Linked DNA regions of Homo sapiens: region 2 is linked to region 1. The links are chromatin loops, found by intact Hi-C in ENCODE. Cell type or tissue: chondrocyte. All regions are shown on one strand. Each heading gives the region's core, and the rest is flanking DNA. Links, peaks and the distances in the headings are about the cores only.

Evidence for each region. Peaks named below come from ENCODE experiments on the same cell type or tissue, not always from the same donor. Only the 100,000 strongest peaks of a DNase experiment are listed, where the experiment ranks them.
Region 2: a loop joins it to region 1, with 2.1 times the contacts of the local background. A loop is called at or near these places in 2 of 110 quality-filtered maps.

What each region holds. Positions count from the first base shown.
Region 1 is chr1:238,651,179-238,654,107 of GRCh38, reverse strand. No RefSeq gene overlaps it. Among named protein-coding and RNA genes, the nearest start is that of LINC01139, 170 kb to the right of the region's middle. In chondrocyte, for the core only: no CTCF peak of the experiment used is centred there; no DNase peak of the experiment used is centred there.
Region 2 is chr1:238,485,949-238,488,877 of GRCh38, reverse strand. It overlaps LINC01139 (long intergenic non-protein coding RNA 1139), which reads left to right and starts at 2,861. Exons shown (of 2, transcript NR_015407.1): 1 at 2,861-2,929. In chondrocyte, for the core only: no CTCF peak of the experiment used is centred there; no DNase peak of the experiment used is centred there.

The sequences.
Region 1 (2,929 bases), core at 124-2,623:
TATGGCCAAAAGGCAATTCTGTAAATTCTGTTGTATTAGGAGGTGGCAAAATTCTGTGGTCTAGGTGGGTGGTACACTTGTACTATGGATTAATTTATGGGTAGCTATTAAGAGCATTCAGAGAATGAGTGCACTGCTTACCTTTCAGAAACTTTTCCATAAATATTGTGCCTCTCAGCTGAGCATTTCATAAATATTGACCAGGAGTAGATTTGAGGTTATATACCCTGACAGCTAATTGAATTGCAACCATTCTATACTGATGATTCAGTACAGAATAACATTCACGATGGTCAGCTGAGCTGGCAAAAAAGAATAAAAATGACTTGTGAAAGCTGAGGTAGCAGAAAGGAAAGATACCACAATAGAAAACAATACTAATGCAGCACTGAGGTTGCCCTAACAATAACCGAAGGACAGGTCTACATTTCTCTGTTTAAGAAAATTACAGAGGAAAGACATCTGTTATCAAGATTGTAATAATCATACCAAAATTTCAATGAGCACAAAACGTTTGCTCCTAGATAAAACACGTTTTGTGTTTTTTATGTTAACATACTGTTTGGGAGTGGGGATAAAACAGAAACACTTAAAACGAGAAAATTTCACAAAAAATCTAAAATGTCTAGCTTTCTTAATATGACAACACTAGATTTGCAATTCTGAATGATAGCATTTAGTTGGAGCTACATATAGGTTGCCTCATTTCTAATTTAGATGGTCCTTGTTACATCGCTGGCCCCTGTAGGTATTCCTACCAAAATTATGCTAATATGTGCAAGCTGGGGAGATTTTTCAATTGTTTAAATTGATGCATAACATGCATACAATAAGTTGCATATATCATAAATCTAGAGTTTCGTGAACTTTTACAAGGTAAATAAAGCCATGTAACCATATAGGACATAATCAATACCCCAGAAGCTTCTCTTATGGATATCAGTTATTAACTTACACACAAAAGTAAATAATATTCTGAGCCCTCACATTATATAGAATAGTGTGTATATATATATATATATAAAATAGAATAGTTTTGCCTGCTTAAATTTCACATACTTTATATAAAGCACATACTCAGTATTACGACCAAATAGCAGTAGTATTAGTTTTCTTCTTCATTGATGTATGGGATTCCATTTTATTAATATATTAAAAGTATTTTTCCATTTTAGTGTTGATACACATTTTAATCAATTCCAGATATTCGTTGTAAATAAGGAAGCCAATACAAACATTCATGTACATGGCTTTTGATGACTTATGGCCGCATGTCTGTTGGGTAGATTCCAGTAAGTGAAACTGTTGAGTCATAGAGTATGCTTTTGTTCAGTTTAGTGAATACTGCGATTTTTTTCCTGCCCAAATTTGTACTTCAGAATATTTGAGAGTATTAGACGCTCATTATTTAGTGTCAATTTATTTTGCATTTATTTTTAGTCTATTCCATTAGGTATAAATGGGTATCTCATTTTGGTTTTCATTTGAAAATTATCGATGACAAATGAGGCAAGCATTTTCTCATAGGATTATTGAGTGTTTTCTCATAGGATTATTGGGTGTTTTCTCATAGGATTCTTGAGTATTTCCTCATCATCTTTAGTCAACTGCCTATTCAAGACTATTTTCCATTTTTCTCCGTTTTCTTTCTTTCCTTTTTTTTTTGTTTTTTTTTTTTTTGAGACAGAGTCTCACTCTATCACCCGGGCTGGAGTGCCATGGCACAGTCTTGGCTCACTGTAACCTCTGCCTCCTGGGTTCAAGGAATTCTCCTGCCTCAGCCTCCCGAGTAGCTGGGATTACAGGCATGCACCACCATACCCAGCTAGTTTTTGTATTTTTAGTAGAGACGGCTTTCATCATGTTGGCCAGGCTGGTCTCAAACTCCTGACCTCAGGCGATGCACCCGCCTCAGCCTCCCAAAGTGCTGGGATTACAGGCGTGAGACACCACGCCTGACCAATTATTTTCCATTTATTTGAGAGGGTTTTCCCTCTTTTCTTATGGATCTGAAGGAATTCTTCATACATTTTGAATGCAAGTCTATTGTTTGATATATGAAAATTATTTGAAAACAAAAGTTCTTAATTTTAAGGAAGCCGAAGTTATAAAAACTGTCATGTCTGCTTAGTGGGCTTTCATTTCCTTCAACAAATCTTTGTTTGCCCCAAGATCATGAAGATAATCTATCGTGTTATCACTAAGCAGTTTTATAGTTTACCCTTCACATTTAGGACAAAACTCTGTCTGGAGCTGCTTCTGTCTTTGTGAGGTACTTTTTAATGTGTTTTTCTCTATATGTATCAAATAAACCTAACGTCTTTTACTGGAAGACTATTGTTTCATTCCCTGTATTTCAGTGACATTTAGGTAAATCAAATAACTATATGTGTTTAAGTGTTTCAGGAACCCATTTTTCTTCCATTGATTGATTCATCTTTACTTTCGCCCACATCAAGTTGTTTTACTTGTTATGGCATTATAGCAAGCCTTGATATCCGGTAGTATATGCTTTCCAAATTTTATCTGTTTAAATATTGTAGAATCAGTTTTCAATTTCAACAAAACTGCTTATTGGAATATTTATTGGGAATATATTAACTCTATAAATGGATTTATGAAGATATAAAATATTTACAAATTGAGTAATTTAAACCTTGAACATGGTATACCTTCCATTTATTGATATCATCAACAATTTGTCTTGGAACCGTGAGGCACTTTTTGGAGTCACTTAAACAATTTTAGTAAATGTTTTCTTGGTATTTGATGTTTTCTGATGTTATTTTCAGTGGTTTCCTTTTAAATTACAGTATTTAATTATTTTTTACTAATATGACCTATTTTGTCCATTTTTTCAGTGGACTTATTAAACTTATGTATTCAATTTAATATATTTATTTCCAGATTTTTGAATATTCTGTATTAA
Region 2 (2,929 bases), core at 102-2,601, 170 kb after region 1:
GAGTATGAGGCTAGAGTGAGCTATGATCACACCATTGCATTACAGCCTGGGTGACAGAGCAAGAAACCCATGTCAAAAAAAAAAAAAAGAAAGACAACATATATAAACATAGAATCCCTGGAACCAACATTTAAACATTTTTGCATTTGAGCAATCAACAGGGCTTTCTTGATAGCTAAGAAACATCTAGAGTCAGTATGGTGACTTTAGGCTTCACTTCAAGAGGATGCTTATCTGATTCCAGGAGGTACAGTTTGTTAAGAGCCATGAGTTTAAGTAATAACTGAGGTCATCTTTTCTGTTTCATCTCACCAGGCAGCTCTAACTCTAATTTCTCTCTCTCTCTTTCTTTCTCTCTCTCTCTCTCTCTCTCTCCTCTTTCTCCCTACCTTCCTCTTTTCTTCTATTTGTCATATATACCCGTGCACTTGAATAACCTTCACTCTGTGTCTCTTGCAGCCATGAAACGTAGAAGGTTAGGCACACCAGCCAACAAATTGGGAAGGGAATTTCTATTTGCCATCACTGTTTGCTCACAAATCTCTTTTGGAACACCAAAAACAAATGATAGTTATGGTTTACATAAAGTTTTTATGTTCCTAGCCTCCATAGCCATCAAACTCCACAAAACACCACAAAGACCACTAATTGAAAGTGTCTGAAGGATGACATTACTACTTGAAAAATGAATAGGAGAGTTACAAGGAGAAAGTTTGTTTCCCAATCTTGGGTAAATTTAGTCCCAAATAAAATTCTAATTGCAGGCAGATGTCCCAGAAAATACCAGTCTATACTGTCAGAAATTCCTATCTGCTATGATCTCAAAAAATACTTCAGAAATATTACTCATACGGCTTGAGATAAGCACTTCTTTGGAGCACCATCAGCTAGCAAATCATAAATAAGATACTAAATGAAGCTCTCAGTCAAGGAATCACAGGTTTCATAAGTGATATTTCAGCAAACACAGGATATGCATCAAAGTGTGATACCTATCTCAAGCTTCAGGGGTATGTATTAAAAACCATTTAAAATTATGTTCCTGATATTCCCTTCTGAATTTACTTTCCAAAGTATCAATGTTTGAGAGTATTTCCCAAGATTAAATTAATTCTCCAATGGTATTAAAGGGGGAATATCGTGTAAGGTCTACCTCATAGAAATTCAAACTTTGAAAGATTCTACAGAGTAGGGAAGTTATGAAATATTTGATGTGAAAATGGTTTTAAACAACTCAGCATGAAATTGACTTATAAGGTCTTTTTGGTCTTGGTAACTGTGAATTTGCTCACAAAGTCATCTTCCTAAAGTGCCAAACCCTTCTTCTACTCCGTATACCCCCTGCCCTGAGATAAAGAAAAATGAACACTAAACAACCACCCACCCAGTTTAATAATATTTTATCCAAGCAACTTTGTTTATCCAGTTATAATTGACCATTTCACACTTCAGTGTGTTTCACCTGAAGCTGAGAGTATTCAACAATAAAATGCAGTAAACAGTCCTGTAGGAAATGTTTCTAGAATCAAATCTGGTGACAACATGAACATTGCATGGGTATTAATGCAGAGTTTTTCATTTGCACACTGGTACGGTCCATAACGTTTCTACTGCAGGCACTTAGGCTACTAAGAATTACACATTTCCCCTACCCCCTACATTGCTACACTACAGAAATCAGTCCCTCACCGTCTTTTCTGCATTAATTTCCCGCTCCTAGTAAATAGAAAAAGTCTCCTGGTGGGTGAGTAGGAAAACTTAAAAATGAGTTTACATCTCTAGAAAAGAGCTCTGAACTTGTAGCCATCAACAGCATCTACCCAAGCCCAAGCCTAGGGAAAACATCTGCAGCCTTCTTACTATAGGAGTGATCAAGAGCTTTTCAGGGCCTGGGCCCAGATTTGGAGAAGGTTGTGTTAACTTGCCATAGAAGGGCAGGAAATTAAGGTGATCATCTTGACTTTAGAAGAGGAGGCATTCTGGGGACATGTCAGGGCAAGGAAGGAGAAGGAAATCAGAATGAATCCCAGCATAAACATCCTCCGACCAAAAATAAAATAAAAAAAATAAATGCCCCCAAAGAAACTGTCAACTGACTTTCTTTAAAAAATTATATTCACTTATAATTAAATAATTAAGTGCCAAAAATACATAAAGAGTTGTTTCAAACAAGGGAATGTGAAGGGAAGGAAGATTTGTCTTTACTAACTAATAGATAAGAGATCCTCAAAAGAAGCTGCTTAAAACAATTAAGCAGGGAAGGATTTTTAATAGGGTTTCAAGCCACGGAAACACCCTGAGGACAAGCAGCAGAGGCTCTGGGAATGGAAGCCACAATGATCCAAGAACGTGGCATTAAACTTTTCAGTAAAACAGGATTCTGGATGCCATAAGAATAAACAAAATGACATTTCTGCTGTTTCCTTAAGGAGGCTATTCCTCAAAGACTTAACACTAACAAGTCCAAGTAGAATTTTCCAGCTGGTATGAATGGATCATGGGGAAGCTGTTATGAGAGCAGGGAAATTCCAGATAGGTCAGGAAAACAAATTGTATAACAAGATATAGAGCTTAAAGAAAAAATATGCCATGACTGTATTCACTCTCTATCACCTCCCATTACCTCCCTGACAGGCAATCACCACTGGAATTTAATATTCTGGAATTCCTGTACATTTAGCCAGAGTATGAACTTTCACTAAAAAAAAAAAGGAAAAAGAAAAAAAGCATGCGAGACAGCCAGGTGGGAGCGGATCCCCAGAAAAACTCCAACCGGCCTGCACACTGGGGTGGAACCTCAGGAAGTTCATGCTGTTTGCAGCGGGGAGGAGCCTGGCCTCTCTTCTTTCTGTGTGGAACCTGGAATTCAAGCTGTGGGTGAGAAGCTCTCTAGCAGGGACTCTGACCTTATGGAGGATCGCTGTTTCCC